Regions from separate parts of the Homo sapiens genome. Here region 2 is linked to region 1. Evidence: chromatin loops called from intact Hi-C (ENCODE). Cell type or tissue: CD14-positive monocyte. All regions are shown on one strand. Links, peaks and the distances in the headings refer to the core of each region. The heading gives the core; the rest is flanking DNA. Region 1 holds the start of ZBTB42 (zinc finger and BTB domain containing 42). Region 2 holds the start of ADSS1 (adenylosuccinate synthase 1).

The links. Hi-C counts contacts between places; a loop is a spot of excess contacts. Peaks named below come from ENCODE experiments on the same cell type or tissue, not always from the same donor. Only the 100,000 strongest peaks of a DNase experiment are listed, where the experiment ranks them.
Region 2: it touches region 1 in a loop (4-fold over the local background); 2 of 110 quality-filtered maps call a loop at or near these places.

What each region holds. Positions count from the first base shown.
Region 1 is chr14:104,798,961-104,808,077 of GRCh38, reverse strand. It overlaps ZBTB42 (zinc finger and BTB domain containing 42), which reads right to left and starts at 6,977. Exons shown (of 1, transcript NM_001137601.3): 1 at 3,366-6,977. The coding sequence starts at 6,880. The coding sequence ends at 5,612. RefSeq lists enhancers at 2,531-3,280, 3,453-3,952 and silencers at 6,996-7,145, 7,206-7,315, 7,346-7,785. In CD14-positive monocyte, for the core only: CTCF peaks have their summits at 7,535 and 7,735; a DNase peak (open chromatin) is centred at 7,607; H3K4me3 peaks cover 1,447 bases; H3K27me3 peaks cover 606 bases.
Region 2 is chr14:104,718,551-104,724,742 of GRCh38, reverse strand. INF2 (inverted formin 2) reads right to left here. Exons shown (of 23, transcript NM_022489.4): 23 at 2,208-5,948. ADSS1 (adenylosuccinate synthase 1) reads right to left here and starts at 514. Exons shown (of 13, transcript NM_152328.5): 1 at 281-514. The coding sequence starts at 472. RefSeq lists a silencer at 298-707 and an enhancer at 2,264-2,763. In CD14-positive monocyte, for the core only: CTCF peaks have their summits at 789 and 993 (motif pointing left); DNase peaks (open chromatin) are centred at 682 and 1,022; H3K4me3 peaks cover 1,305 bases; H3K27ac peaks cover 349 bases; H3K27me3 peaks cover 8 bases.

The DNA of each region.
Region 1 (9,117 bases), core at 6,618-9,117:
GTGCTGTGTACGGCCTTGTTATCCTGGGGAGTCTGGGGGTGCTCTGTACGGCCTTGTTATCCTGGGGAGTCTGGGGGTGCTCTGTACGGCCTTGTTATCCTGGGGAGTCTGGGGGTGCTCTGTACGGCCTTGTTATCCTGGGGAGTCTGGGGGTGCTCTGTACGGCCTTGTTATCCTGGGGAGTCTGGGGGTGCTCTGTACGGCCTTGTTATCCTGGGGAGTCTGGGGGTGCTCTGTACGGCCTTGTTATCCTGGGGAGTCTGGGGGTGCTCTGTACGGCCTTGTTATCCTGGGGAGTCTGGGGGTGCTCTGTACGGCCTTGTTATCCTGGGGAGTCTGGGGGTGCTCTGTACGGCCTTGTTATCCTGGGGAGTCTGGGGGTGCTCTGTACGGCCTTGTTATCCTGGGGAGTCTGGGGGTGCTCTGTACGGCCTTGTTATCCTGGGGAGTCTGGGGGTGCTCTGTACGGCCTTGTTATCCTGGGGAGTCTGGGGGTGCTCTGTACGGCCTTGTTGTCAAAGGCTCCTCACCCTTGGTTCCCTTCTGACCTGGCAATGGCCCCAGAGGGAGGCAGGCAGGTGTTACATTTGTCAGCAGCAACACTGCCAACACTTAGTGTGGATGTTACCCTATTCACCCATCAACGGTTGTCTGCCATTCCCATTTCACAGGCGAGAATGCTGAGGCTGAAGAAAGGGAGTGACATGGTTATGAGCACAGGACAGGTGGCTGACGGGACAGGCACCGGTGGCCCTGTGTGCCATGGAATTCCGAATTCCTGGGACTTGCAGGGGCGGCCTTCCTTCTGTGCTGTGTGTTCAGAGGTGCCAGTGGGTGTGCGTGCAGAGAGGTACAGACCTACTTTCACAGAGATGCAGACTTTTCTTCTTCTGTATATGGAAGGGTAGTGGCGAGAGGGAGGAGGTGCAGGGAAACAGAAAATACCCTGGAACTAGCAGGTTCCATGGCTCATGCCTAGAATCCTAGCTACTCAGGAGGCTGAGTGGGGAGGGTCACTTGAGTCCAGGAGTTCAAGACCAGCCTGGGCGACACAAGACCATGTCTCAAAAAATAAAAATAAAAATCCTGGAACTTGAAGGCTACAGAAAAGGGAAGTGCAGATACTGAAGCTCCACTGAGTGAGGAGGGCAGATATTACCCCTTTCTCCAACCACTTCTCAGCTTGAACATAATCAAGCCCTACTTCCTCAGCCTGGAAGCCGACCTAGAGTTGGCTCAGTTTCTTTAGGGATCTTCCATAAAGGTGGTGGTGGTGGTGAAGGTGGAGGTGATGGTGATGGTGAAGATGGAGGTAGAGATGAAGGTGATGATGGTGGAGGTAATGGTGATGGAAGTGGAAGCAATGGTGCTGGAGGTGGAGGTGATGATGGTGGAGGTGGAGATGATGGTGGAGGTGATGGTGGTAGAGGTGGAGGTGATGGTGGGGGTGGAGGTGATGGTGGTGGAGGTGATGTGATAGTGGAGGTGATGGTGGTGGAGATGATACTGATGGCGGAGGTAAAGGTAATGGTGGAGGTGACAGTTGTGGTTCCATGGAGGGGGCGGTGATGGTGATGATGACCATGATGACAGCGTGGGATGTGTTCATTGAAGATGGGACTGAGGTGGGGATGAAAGAAGTCATAGAAAACCAGGGCAGAGCCTCTGTGGGCTTGGAGTTCACCCCTGAGAGCTGGGACAGCCAGGATTGGAGCCATGTCTGCACCGGGTTTGTTTGTTACCGGCTCTCCAGGGGTGTCTGTGGAGTGGAGCCTCCCACACCGGGAAGGACTCAGCACCATTCAGGAACACTGGGAAAGGTAAGACCAGGTGTGTGTGGGAGTGGGCAGGAGCTGGGGAGGTGGCAGAAGGGAAGGGCCAAGGCTGCCGACTCACCTGCTTCCCACTTGCAAGGCAGCCTCCCCAGGGTGGCGTCCACGCACCTGGGCTGACATGATCGGGCCTCTGTGGGGGGCCAGCCCCTGCCTGGTGCCTGTGTCTGTGTTGTCCACTCGCAGGCTCCTGAGAGGTCACCCTTCCTGGGGAGCCTCCAGGGATACCTCCTCCGCAGAGTCTGACCCTCTCCTTCCCTCTGGCCTCGTCCTTGCTGCCCCAACCTGCCACCGTGCCTCTGACAGCATTGGTGCCCTGTGCCCAGCACTGTGGGTAAACAGCTTGAGGTTTCCTGGAGTTTGTGGAAGGAAGTCCTGGATTTGCCACCAACTGGCTCTGGGACCATGGACAAGTACTGGTCCCTTCCATGTGCCTCAGTTTACCATCCAGCCAAGGAAGCCGGCTGGATGGCCTCCAAGGAGGGTGCCAGGAGGCCCACCCTGGCCAGGAGTGGGACTGAAAGCTTCCACGACAGCTCTAGCAGTCAGCTGAGTGTGAGCACAGTGTGGCAGAGCTGGGCAGGCTGGAGGGGCCCCAGGAAGCCCCATGCGCCCTAGGGGACAGCAGACCATCCTCCTTTCCTGCATGGTTAGCATAGCAACAGCCTCCTCCTCTGGGTTGAGAAGGCCTGGGCTGAGTCATGGGCCCAACTGGGAACATGAGAGGGCCTCCCTGCAGGACAGGGCACTGGTCCAAACTCAGCAGGAGGCACGGTGGGTGTGGGAGGGGGTAGGGGAGGAGCCAGCACCACCTCCCAGAAGGAAGGACCTGCATTTGGGGTCAGGACTGGGAAGGCGGCAGGAGCTGACCCAAGAGGGGCAGGCCCTTGCACACCAGCTCAGCCTGACTTTGAGGACTGTCTGGCCAGCACCATCCCCACCCTGTCCTGGGCCTGGGGCTTACCCTGGCTCTTCGCAAGTCAAGAGGGCACTGTGTTGACGCTTACAGCACATGTAGAGGCCCTGCCCCATTTGGTCTGGAAAGGAAGGCCGTGCTCCCGCCAGGGAGGGCTCAGGGCTAATGACCCCCTGCAAGGCCTCTGGAGGGAGCAGGGCAGAGGAGGAGGCGTGGAATTGCCCACCCCAGCCTCATCAACCCAGAGCCCAGCCCAGCCTGCACAGGGCTCTAGAAATTTCTGTGCCTTCTCCCACCAACAAGAGGCCAAGGGCGTAGGGTAGTGGGGAGGGCCATGGCATCCCCAGGTTCACAGGTTTCCTCCAGGGTCCAGCCTCCTTCCCCAGGGCAAGAAACCCCCGTGGACTGCCCTGCCCAAGCTGGCCTGTGTGCTCCGCCTCCCTGACAGATCTGCCTCCCTGGACTCCCCTCCCCCAAACGCTGGCAGTTGGGGACAAACCTGGGGAAAGAGGGGGTGCCACCTCAGCCCTGTCCCAGCCTCCCCCATCCACCAGCATGAGCACGTGGTGGCATCTGGGACACCTGTTCCCACCCGTCCTCAGGAATAGTCACTGCCGTTTCCACTGGAGGTGGGCTTTATTACTGTCGCCATGATGTGAAAAGAGGAAGACAGCACCCATTCCCACGCCTCCTAGACACTGTGCACCAACAACTGTCTGCTGGGGTTAGCACGGAGCTGTCCCCACCCCCAGGGTCAGAGCACCCACAGGTGCCGAGCTGGCCCAGGAGACCCCCACGCTGCTGACGCTGTTTGCCTTGTGTCTGCACAGGCCTCTACTAAACTCTCCCACACAATTAGTGTCTTAAATATATGTACACGTATATATTTTGTCCCAACTGTGTCAGTTATAAAATGAAAACTGACCACTTCTCCTTACGTTATCTTCACAGTAGCTGTGCAGAAGACAACAAATCCAGTGTTGATAGCTCAGGGCAGGCTGCCCACCCCAGCAAAGGGAAGTTCTTCCCCCATGGGACCCACTGGGGGACCCAGTGCCGCGGCCACATCTCCGTGCTTGGGTGGCAGTGTAGCTGCCCATCTACGGGGTGCCGGGTTGGCTTGGGCCTTGCCATGTGCCAGACGCATGCATACATACACACACACACACACACACACACACCCCCCACCCGATTATGGAGCACATCACACCGATCCCTTGCAGAGGTGGGGGCTGGGGCCCAGGACAATCAGAAGCAGGGCCCCTCCCCCAGCTGTCTCGAGACCAAAGCCATCCAGGGCCTCTGAGCCCTGGGGCATCACCCAGAAGCGCTGGGCTCCCAGGCTGGCACCCAGCACACCAGGAGCCCAGGGCGCGTGGGAGATGCGCTAGGGACGGTCTTTCACTCCAGACCAGGCTGACTAATAAATATGACATCCAGTGTTGTCAGGAGATGAGAAAATAACGTAGACTTGGCTGGACTCTGTTGTCAAGGCCATTCCCAGTCACAGAGGAAACATCCCAGGTGGTCTCCAGGCGTCCAGGTGGCTCTGCACCTGCCGACCCCCAGAGGCCAGTGAGGTTCTGGCAGCAAGATGTGCTCCATTAGGCAGGCAAAGCAGGGCGACCTGAACCAACGACATGTGTGGGGGTTGTGGTCTCCACATTCTATTCATGTTCGAGGAGCGTCAGTCTCCCAAGGCTGCGGATGGAGGCCCCTAGGGTGCTGCGACTCCCACTCCTCACCTGCCCCTAACCCTGCCGCCATGGCCACTTTCACCCATGCCTCGCCGTGGGGAAAGGAAGGCCCGCAAACCCTGCCCCTGGCGGACAGGGCAGCCCTTGCCTCTGCTCAGTCAGTGCACGGAAATGCCCACAGCTCCAGGGAAACCCCCTAGCAGGCAGAGTGACCGTCAAGGTAAGGCCCACGGTGGCCCAGCAGCAGCACACAGCTCAGCGGCCCAGACCCCACCCTGGGGGATGCCCAGAGGCTTCCTAGACCTGCACTCAGGCAGACAAGCATGTGGCTGGGCGGCCACCAGCAGACATCTGGCCGCCTCAGGAGGCTCTTCCTGGCTCTAAAGAGAATCCAGTTCCAAATTCCCACTTTCTCTGCTCAAAGTTACAGTGTGGTCATAATTGCACGCTCTCATGGACCCACGTCCCACCCGAGTGACAATGATGCCACAGCCACTCAGCTTCTAGCTGGCTCTACTCCTGCTGCCTTAGGATCCCTGCTGGGGCTGCACCCCCCCCCCCACCCCGAGACACCAGCTGTGCCCAGATGGCCCCTGCTGGCACTCACTGTGCCCCAGGCCTTCCTGGCAGGGGTTCCTGCTGCCGCTCCCCAGGAGTGTCCTGTTCCCTCCCAGCGCCCCATTGGGACGCACACCAACAACTTTTCTGACATGTGAATAATTCACCTAGCGTGGGGCCAGGCTCATGAAGACCTCCCCAAGCCTGCCAGAGAGGTGGTCAGGAAAGTCCCGGGCCGGGAGATGGATGTGCCATCTCACACGGAGAAACGGGGGCAGAGCCAGGTGCTGGTTGGACACCCCTCAGAACTTGGCTGGAGGGGACGGGAGAGGAAGATAGTGTCACAGCCTAGGCAGGGCACAGCCTGGGGGCCGGAATGAGTTGGAGAGTGAGGGGAAAGGAGAGGCAAGGTGGGAGGAAGGCTGCCCAAGTTACCGAGTCTGAGGCCAAGTTCCAGGAAGAGGCAGCATTCTCTCTGCCAGGAGGGTGGAGCCATCTGGCCCAAGCAGGGACCTCCACCTGGTCAGGCTTCACACCCCATGCTGTGTCCCACCTGGGAGGGCCCATCCCTTCCCTTCCACCCCACCCTCAGGACCCACAGGGATGCATCACACCAGAAGGGACTTGACGAGGCCACAGTGAAACTTGCGGACGTGGCGGTAGAGGTCCCCGGACTGCGTGAAACGGCGCTCACACCACCGGCAGGCATGCGGCTTCTCTCGAGTGTGCACTACGGTGTGCCGGCTCAGGTTGTGGGAGTACTGAAAACTTTTGCCACACTGCACACACGTATAGGGCTTCTCACCCGAGTGTGTCCGCTCGTGCCTCTTCAGTGTGTATGTGCACGAGAAGGTCTTCCCACAGAGCGGGCAGGTGGGTGCCACGCCGTCGGGTGAGAGCCGGGCCCGGGTGCTGTCTCGCTCACGGAAGTGGGCACTGAGGTGCAGCTGCAGCACGTGGGAGCTGGGAAACAGCTTGCTGCACAACGGGCAGATGCAGAGGGGCCCACCAGGCCCCAGCTCGTCCTCACTCGCCAGTCGCCCTGCACCAAGCTCCAGCTCCCGGCTGCCCTCTCCGCTGAGGGGCAGCGGCTGCAAGCCCACCACCAGGCCCTTGGCTGCAGGAACAGGAGGTGGCTTCGGGGGACTGTGGGGGCTCCTAGAGCTGCTGCTCTCCTCCTGTTCGGACAGTGAGTCCCGTTCGTCCTTCACCAGTGGCTGGGCCCCTGGCTGCCTCTGGCTGCAGAGGGGTGTCTGGAGGACGCACGGTGGGTGGACCCGCTCCTGCCTTGGGCCAGACTTCAACGACAGGTCCAGGGCCTGGTCTGACTCTTCTGGGACCTGGCAGGGAGGAGGCCCAGATGCTCGAGGAGGGAGGGCAGCCTTGACCCCAAACGGGGGGAGCTTGGCCTTTCGGGCAGCTGGGCAGAGGTCCGCGGTCCAGACAGGCCAGGGGCACGGTGGCTGAGCAGGTTCTGCCCCAGGGGCAGGGTTCCCCGGGTCCAGACTTCGATCCTTCTCCTGGAGCCTGCCCTTGCAGACCTTGACGATGTCATACATGTGCAGGTAGCTGGCGGCTGCCAGGACGTCCTCCACAGGCAGGCTGCGCAGGTCCAGGCGGCCCTCGTACATGAAGTCCAGTAGGCGGCCGAAGGCGGGCGCCGTGACGATGTCGCCGTTGAGCCGCACCGTGTCGCGACTGCCCGCGGGCCGGTCCCTGTAGAAGAGATGGAAGTAGACGCTGCACGCGGCCAGCACGGCACGGTGGGCCGGGAAGCGCGCGTCGCCCACCAGCACGGTGCAGTCGCATAGGAAGCCCAGCTCGCGCTGCTGTCTCAGGCGGCCCAGCAGCCGTCCGCCGTGCTCAGGGAACTCCATGCCGCCGCCGTCATCACCTGGGCACAAACGGGACGCCCGTCAGCGCGCCTGGAGGCGCCCACGAAGCGCCCTTCCCGGCTGCAGGCAGCGCGGAAAGAGCGGCGCGGGAGTGACGCGCGCAACCTCCCGTCCAGAGCCGCCGCGGGCACCTGCCCCGAGCAGGAAAAACTCGATCGAAAGTAAACAGTAGCAGCTCCGCCGCGGGGGCGGGTCCCGGGACTCAGGCGCAGGAGCCGGAGCCGCGCAAACCTGCGCGCGTCCCCGCCCGGGCGCTCCTGAACTTCACTCCCGGGCGGCCGCCCGCTCGCGGCGTCCCCGACGCCCGGGTGGCTGCGCCGCCACCCGCCCCACGCCTCCGCGCCGCCTCCAGCTGCCGCCCGGCCCACCAGATGCCGCCGCCGCCGGCCCCATTTATGGCAGCGCGGCCGCGGGGAGCGGGGAGAGGGCCGGCGGGCGGGCGGGGCGGGCAGAGCCGGGAGCCCACCCCCAGCGCTCACCTCCGCCGCCCCGAGCTCCTCTCCGGTCGCCGCTCGCGCGCGCGCCCTCCCCAGGGCGGCCCTGGCGCGCGTGGAGCTGCGGGCAGCGCGCCCCGGCGGGGAGGGCGCGGGGACGGCGAGGGCGCCGGGCGGGGCGCGCTCCAACTTGGCTGGCCCAGCGCCGCCCGCCGCTCGCCCCGCCCCAGAGAGAGCGAAACTCGGGGCGGGGGCCGGAGGGGGCGGGCCGAGCGACTTCCCGGAGCGGCGGAACCGCTGAGGTCACCCTCGCCCCCCCTTCCCTGTCCGCCCCACCCGGCCGGGCCCCGCGCGCAGCCAGCAGGGGCGCTGGGGTGTGAGGGGGGTTTAGGGCACTGCGCGGGGGCAGGGGGTCTCTCGCGATACTTGGCGCTTTGGCCTGGGTCCCCCACCTCCCAACCTTTCCCGGCATGGGGTCCTTACTGCGCCAGTCTGCAAAAGGAACCCTTCCGAGGGTCCGCTTGTATCCCAGCCCGCGTTGGGCAGTCACCCGAGGGTAAACCCGGGACCCTGGCCTCCCGCCACCTCGCAGGGCGCCGGCCTTGGGATGGCGTAGGGGTTGCGTGGATTGGGGGTCGTTAATTTTGCAAAGATGACACCTCCTTCTTCCTTGAAAGCCTCTTTTTGAATTTAATTCAGCTGGGACCCTCTTCCAAACATTCAAGCAGGATGTCGATCCTAGAGTCCAGAACGGGGACTTCCACCCTCTCCACAGACCCCAGCCCAGCGTCTATGGGGGACCCAGCGCAGAGAGGCACGGAAAACGGGCACCTCCCAGCAGACATGGTGGCACGGGGGGACAAACGCCATAACAGAGACAGTCGGAAGCCCTCCAGAGCCCAGGGTAGGCAGGAACGTGTTCAAAGAGGAGGAGACTCCGGACAGGGGCTGGCATGGGAGTGGGGGTAGGGAGGAGTGGGGGAAAGTGTTCTAGGGCAAAGAAGCATTGAGAAGATGTGAGGGGGACGCCTGGTTGTGGGAGAGGGAATCGCCAGAGAAGTAGAGAGTGTGTTTGGCGGGGTTAGGGTCCCTCCCAGGCAGATGGAGCCTTTTCCCAGGGGCACAACCTGGGCTGCCCTTGACTGAGCAGGTTTGAAGGTACTCTAGACCACCGGATCATCTTCACAACAGTCCCATTAACTAGACGCTCTTATTTTCATACCTTTTTGGTGAGAGAGTTTAGGTAAGGTACCCAGAGCCATGTATCAGGCAGTAAGTCACTGAACCACGATTTGAATTCAGCCGGTCTCATTCTTCTCTGCCTTGGAGTCCGGGAAATGGAGAATGTAGTGGAGGAGTCACCCCAGTCAAGGCCAAGCAGTGGGGTGGGGGTGGTGCTGGAAGAGGGGCTGGATCACAAAGGACAGGACCCGGCCAGGTATGTGTGTGCAGGAGGAGTGGAGCCCACAGTGGGATCTGAAGTCTGGGAAGGAAGGCCTCGTTGTTATACTAAAATATCATTCCTTGTTTCACCGGATGGACTGCATCTTTATTTCCTAAACCTGGCAACTGCAGCTTGGACCCCTGGAATGACACTGCACTTACAGCCACTGAGACTAGCTTAGGGACGGCAGAGGCCTGGCTCCCACTGCCGCCGGCCATCCACCCTAAGGACCCCTTCCTGAGGAAGGTCAACTCCCCTCTCTCCACGCATTTAAATAATCATCTGCCTTGCCCCAGCCACCAGCAGGAATAGCTGAATTCAAGTAAGTTAAGGGTGAACTC
Region 2 (6,192 bases), core at 1-2,500, 77 kb after region 1:
GTCCCCAACTCAGCGACTTGTATTTATAGCTGTGCCCTGGCCCGCTGCCGGGGTGGTGGAGTAGGGGTGGGTGGAAGGAGGGCGGTGTGTGTGGGTCGGGGGTTGTGTGAGTGGTGCGTGTGCGTGCGTGGGTGGGGTGGCCCTGGGAAAGGTGCTCCCGGAAGGAAGGCATCCAAGCGGGTGAGTGACCGGCCAGGGCATGGGAGGACAGGGGCCGTCTGGGTCGGGGGAGGGGGGCTCGCTGGGCGGTGGGGGAGGGACCCGGCGCCCCAGCCCGCACCTGGCAGCGGCTGATGATGTCGGCGTCCGTGGCCAGCAGGTCCACCACCTTGCCTTTGCCCTCGTCCCCCCACTGCGCGCCCAGCACCACCGTCACGCGGGAGCCGGTCGCCGCCGCCTCCTGCTGCAGCCGCCCCCGCTTGACGCCGCCTGCGCCGGGGGGCCGGTCGTTGGAGGCTCGGGTCCCCGACATGCTGGCTTGGCTCTTCCGCTGCGCTGGCCCGGCCAGGAGCCCGCCGCCGCCGGCGTCCGCGCCATTAAATGGAGCCGGGCCGGGGCAGGGGGCGGGGCAGGGGGCGGGCCGGGGGAGGGCCAGGGCGGGCGCAGTGACGCCCCGGTGACCTCCGGCCGCCACATCCCCGCCCCCTCGCCGCTGCCCGGGAAGCCCAGTTGAGTCTCGAGCACTTTAGGGGTGAGGGGCCGCACGGACCAACGGCCAGGCAGGCAGATGGCCTGGGGAGCCGCCCCCACGAATTTGCCAACGGAGGCAGTTTCTCGCTAGCCCGTCGGGGACCAGGGCTTGTGCACCGCGACCTCACCCCCCACCAAGCCCTTGCCGGGCCCAGGACTTCGGGGTTCCAGCAACTGCAGGGGTGGTCGTTCCCTCCAGGGAAGGAGTGCGGTTTGCAAAAGGGGAGCTGCGTCCTGCACCCCACCTAGAGGGTCCGCACTCTCGAGGAGCGCACCTGCCCCCCGTGGAACCCCGAGTGCCCTGGGCGCGGGCGCGCCCCCTGGCGGCCGCGAAGAGCCGCGCAGCGCGTCCTCTCCGAGGACTTTGTGTCCCCGCAACTGCCCGCACTTCTGCCCCACGGCAGGGGCCCCGCGTCCCGCCCGGGCGCGCTGTGGCTCGGGCCTGGCTGTAGCGAGCAGGCGGGCTCCAGCATGGAGCTCCGGCCCTCAGCACCCAAGTCTGGGGTAAAGGGACCCATCCTGTCAGCGTCACCTGGCTGGCATGGGAGCAACCCCCAGGGATGCACGCCACCGTGGGGCCCAGGTTCCCAAGAGGTCCCACACCAGACCTTCCCGGCCCAGCCTGTGGAGGGACTAGGCCCCAGAGGGAGGCGATGGTCTGCGAGGCTCCCGTGTTCCCGGCTGGTTGTCCTGTCTCACCCATCCCGCCCCACCCCTCCCAAGTAGATGAGGCTTGGAGGAAGCCAGCCCTGGTGGCCAAGAGAAGGGTCCTGGGGCCCCAAGGGCGGAAAAGAGAATCAGGTTCTTGCTTCAGAGCAGGGAGGCGGGGTCCTTTGTTCCCTCCCTGACGGCTCTCAGTTGCCAAAGAGCCTGGAGCCACGAGGCCCCTTGGGCTCAGGGCAACTCCAAGGCTAGTGACAGGGAGTCCATGGAGACGGGACACTCCCTGTGAGGAAGGAGTGGAGCTTGGGCCTGTCACAGCAAAGGTCGCTCACACTGAGTTAGTGATTCAGGTGCAGCCAAGGACACCACTGCCCACCCCTGCCTGCAGCCTCCCCACCCCTCCTCTCTTGGCACCTGACCGTGCCCCAGCCTGGGGGAGAGGGGCTGTTTGAAGCCTGGCCTCCTGCCCCCTGCACCCATGTCCCCAGTCCCCTCTTCTTCCACTGGGCACATCGACACTTCCTCTCCCTCAGCATCCTTGCGGGGAAAATGCCGTTGTATGGGTTCCAAGCAGTCAGTGGGGCCTCAGTGGAAAAGCAGTCTTCATGCATGAACTTCCTAGTGCCACCTTGGGGGTGACAGCTGGTCGGGGGTGAACAGACCACCGGCCCCAGCTTGGGAAGGGGCTGGAGCAGGGTTGGAGGGCTCTGAGATTTGGCAGAACCTGGAGCCTGCTGAGAAGGGGCTGCACCTGAGGGTGGGGCAGTGGGTCTGGGGGTGTCAAGGAGGGAATTTGGGGCACAGCAGAGAGCTGTGCAGGTAGGGAAGAGGCAGACTGCAACAGGAGAAACCAAGAGCGTCATGGAGGTTTGTTTCCAGATGAGAGAAACCGACAATGTTAAATGTCCACCAGGAACCACAAAGTCCCATCAGACAAGGAGGTGCTGCCAAGGCCTGGGGGGGGCCACCAGCTCTGAGCCCTTCCTGGGGACCCCTGGGGCTCTGGGCTAGCAGATGTCAGATAGAGGCTTGGGGGACTGGGGGACATGCTAGACCACCTCACTAAGGGGGCTTGGACTGACCCTGCAGAGGCGAACGCTAGTGACTCACTGACTTCTCCAGGCCCGGACTATAAATAGCCACGGGCCCGGGTAGGGGCAGGGAGTTGGGGCTTTTCTAAAAACAGTCCTGCCCAGGCCCAACAGCTGGGGCCCCTGCCAGTCACACGGCTCAGCCCGAATTAGAACACCTCCACCCCTTACCCCCCACAGTGGGCCTGTCCCCAGGTGTGGGCAGCACGGGAGCCACCGAGCTTGGGGCCATCCATCTGGGCCCTGCTGTCTCGATGTGTGACCTTGGGCAAGAACGAGGGTGCATGGGTGTGTCCACCTGTGGGTTCCACTCTTTGGGGGCCACACCTCCCAGTGGGACCATCGCACACAGTGGCCCAGGACACACAGACACCCACAGCCACCTGCATACACGCGTGCAGCCACGGAGCCTCGCCATGCAAGGCACCCCCAGAGCTCCTGTTGGTTTTGGTTCCTTTGCTGGCTGTAGCCCACTAAACTGACTTCTCATGGAGCACAGAGGAAAAAGAAAAACCAGGCTCCAGGAAGGGCAGCTCCTCCTGTCACAGGGTCCCCAGTCCCACCTCTCCAGGCAGGAGGGGCGATGGTCTCACTTGCTGCAGATGACCTTGTAGGTGACCCCACCCAATACTCCATAGTCCAGTTTTACTGGCAGTTCTGTGGAGGGTGGGGAGGGGGAGGAGTGGAGCTATTTAACTGAAAAACAATAGCATGGATGGGAATGAAAAATGGTGCAGCTGCTTTGGAAAACAGTTAGGCAGTTACTTAAAAAGTTAAACATAAACTTAGCGTGTCGCCCAGTTGTTCCTCCGCTACGAATCTACCCCAGAGCAACGAAAACTCGCAGCATCCACATGAGACTACACAGACGTCCACAGCAGCATCCACACGAGGACGACGCAGACGTCCACAGCAGCATCCACACGAGACTACGCAGACGTCCACAGCAGCATCCACACGAGGACGACGCAGACGTCCACAGCAGCATCCACACGAGACTACGCAGACGTCCACAGCAGCATCCACACGAGACTACGCAGACGTCCACAGCAGCATCCACACGAGGACGACGCAGACGTCCACAGCAGCATCCACACGAGACTACGCAGACGTCCATAGCAGCATCCACACGAGGACGACGCAGACGTCCACAGCAGCATCGAGGACGACGCAGACGTCCACAGCAGCATCCACACGAGACTACGCAGACGTCCACAGCAGCATCCACACGAGACTACGCAGACGTCCACAGCAGCATCCACACGAGGACGACGCAGACGTCCACAGCAGCATCCACAGGAGGACGACGCAGACGTCCACAGCAGCATCCACACGAGGACGACGCAGACGTCCACAGCAGCATCCACACGAGGACGACGCAGACGTCCACAGCAGCATCCACACGAGGACGACGCAGACGTCCACAGCAGCATCCACACGAGACGACGCAGACGTCCACAGCAGCATCCACACGAGGACGACGCAGACGTCCACAGCAGCATCCACACGAGACGACGCAGACGTCCACAGCAGCATCCACACGAGACGACGCAGACGTCCACAGCAGCATCCACACGAGACGACGCAGACGTCCACAGCAGCATCCACACGAGGACGACGCAGACGTCCACAGCAGCATCCACACGAGGACGACGCAGACGTCCACAGCAGCATCCACACGAGGACGACGCAGACGTGCACAGCAGCATCCACACGAGACTACGCAGACGTCCACAGCAGCATCCACACGAGACTACGCAGACGTTCACAGCAGCATCCACACGAGACTACGCAGATGTCCACAGCAGCATCCACACGAGGACGACGCAGACGTCCACAGCAGCATCCACACGAGACTACGCAGACGTCCACAGCAGCATCCACACGAGGACGACGCAGACGTCCACAGCAGCATCCACACGAGGACGACGCAGACGTCCACAGCAGCATCCACACGAGGACTACGCAAATGTCCACAGCAGCAGGATTCACAGAAGCCCCAAACTGGAAGCAACCCAGATGTCCATGGACAGAAGAGCAGACAAACAAAATGTGGTCCCTGCATGCAATGGAATGTGCTTCAGCCATGAAATGGAATGAAGTCCTGATACAGCCTGCCGTGAGGATGGCGCGTGAAAACAGCCGAAGGAAGCCAGGAGACATGCATGACATCTGGAGCGTCTGGAGTGCAGGTGAGTGGCTGCCAGGGCTGGGGAGGAGCACGGGGAAGGGGTCGGACTGATGGGTGCGAGAGGACTTCTTGGGGTGACGGAGAGATTCTCAAAATGGATCATTGCACAAACTTGATCTGCTGGAGAGCAAACACCACCGCAGCACACACATAACCAGGGAGTCTGGTGGTTTGTAAATTACGCCCCTGTAGAGCTGCACCCATCTCACCACTGTTGGATGCGGTTCACCACTGGGTCTGCCCTCTTCTAGATGTTTCTTACTGCCTCCTGAGGGCTCCAGGGACAGCCCCTGGCCTGGGGGACTGGGGGACCCTCAACAGTGAATGCTCACACGGTGCCTGGGGGCCCAGGGACCCCTCAACAGTGAGTGTTCACACGGGGCCTGGGGGCCCCTCAACAGTGAGTGTTCACACGGGGCCTGTCCAGCGCTCACCATGTTTGTGGGAGCCCACGTCCACCGCCCACTCCCGCAGCCTCTGAACACGACAGTCGCACACCGGGCTAGGTCTGCTTTTTATTGGCCACGCATCCAGCCGCCAGCCTCAGGGCACACACCTGGCAGGGGGCAGGCTCGGGTAGGCTGCCCTCGCTGGGTGGGCAGTGAGGGGGCAGCGGCTGCTGGGTGTCACCCTGCAGCCCCTCAGGTGGACCTGTATTGTCCCCAGGGCCTGCCCACGCTGGGCAGCTGGCACTGGGAGGGGTTTTCTGTTGATGTGATGGCCAAGTTTCAGCTGCAGGGCAGAGGCCTGGCAGTGGCAGCAAAGGCAGACCGCCCCCCACTCCAACTTCAGGGGCTGGACATGCTGGAACGGGGGCCAGACCCCATGGGAGGGGACCCTGGCCTGCCATGGCACTGCCTGCCAGCTTACCCCTGCCCAGGGCCCCCAACTCAGCCACCTCCAAGCAGTAAAGACTTGCAAAGCATTGCATTTTGATTAAACCTTGCTGGGCTGAAGGGCAGGCAGAGCTGTGGTGGACACTGGCAGGACGCAGCACCCCCCGACTGGCCCTTGGCAGGCTGCACCGGGCGCATGCGGGTGTGGGCCAGGGTTGCCTTTAGGAAGCAGGTGGGAGGCTGGCACGTGCAGGCGGTCCAGGAGGGCACCAGGCCTGGCAGGGCACTGGTGCCTGTCGGGTTCCCAGCCACAACACCCCAAGAAGGCTCCAGGAGGGCCCCGGCTGGGTAAGGCACGGAGTTTTGGTTTCCGGGGCCCAGTCCCAGCCTGGCCCCCAGAAGAGCCTCTCTTGGCAGAATGGCAGCATGTCCTGTGGCCTGGGCTCTCTCACTTGGCCTTGGGCCTGGGCCTGAGGCCTGTAAGAGAGAGAAAAAATGACATTATTAGGAGCAGTTTTGCTGGGTACAATATCAGGTGCCCGCTTCTGGGTGCCCAGGTCCCTGAACCCCTCATCGCCACTGTCCAGCAGGTTGTGCCATGCATCGCAGGTCCACTCTGACCCCAGGCTCTTTCTCTGGAGCAGCACAACTTATCTAGGTGGAAGGTGCCGGGCTGGCCTGGCCAGGCTGGGTTTTGGCAAGGCGTGGCAGCCTGAGCCTG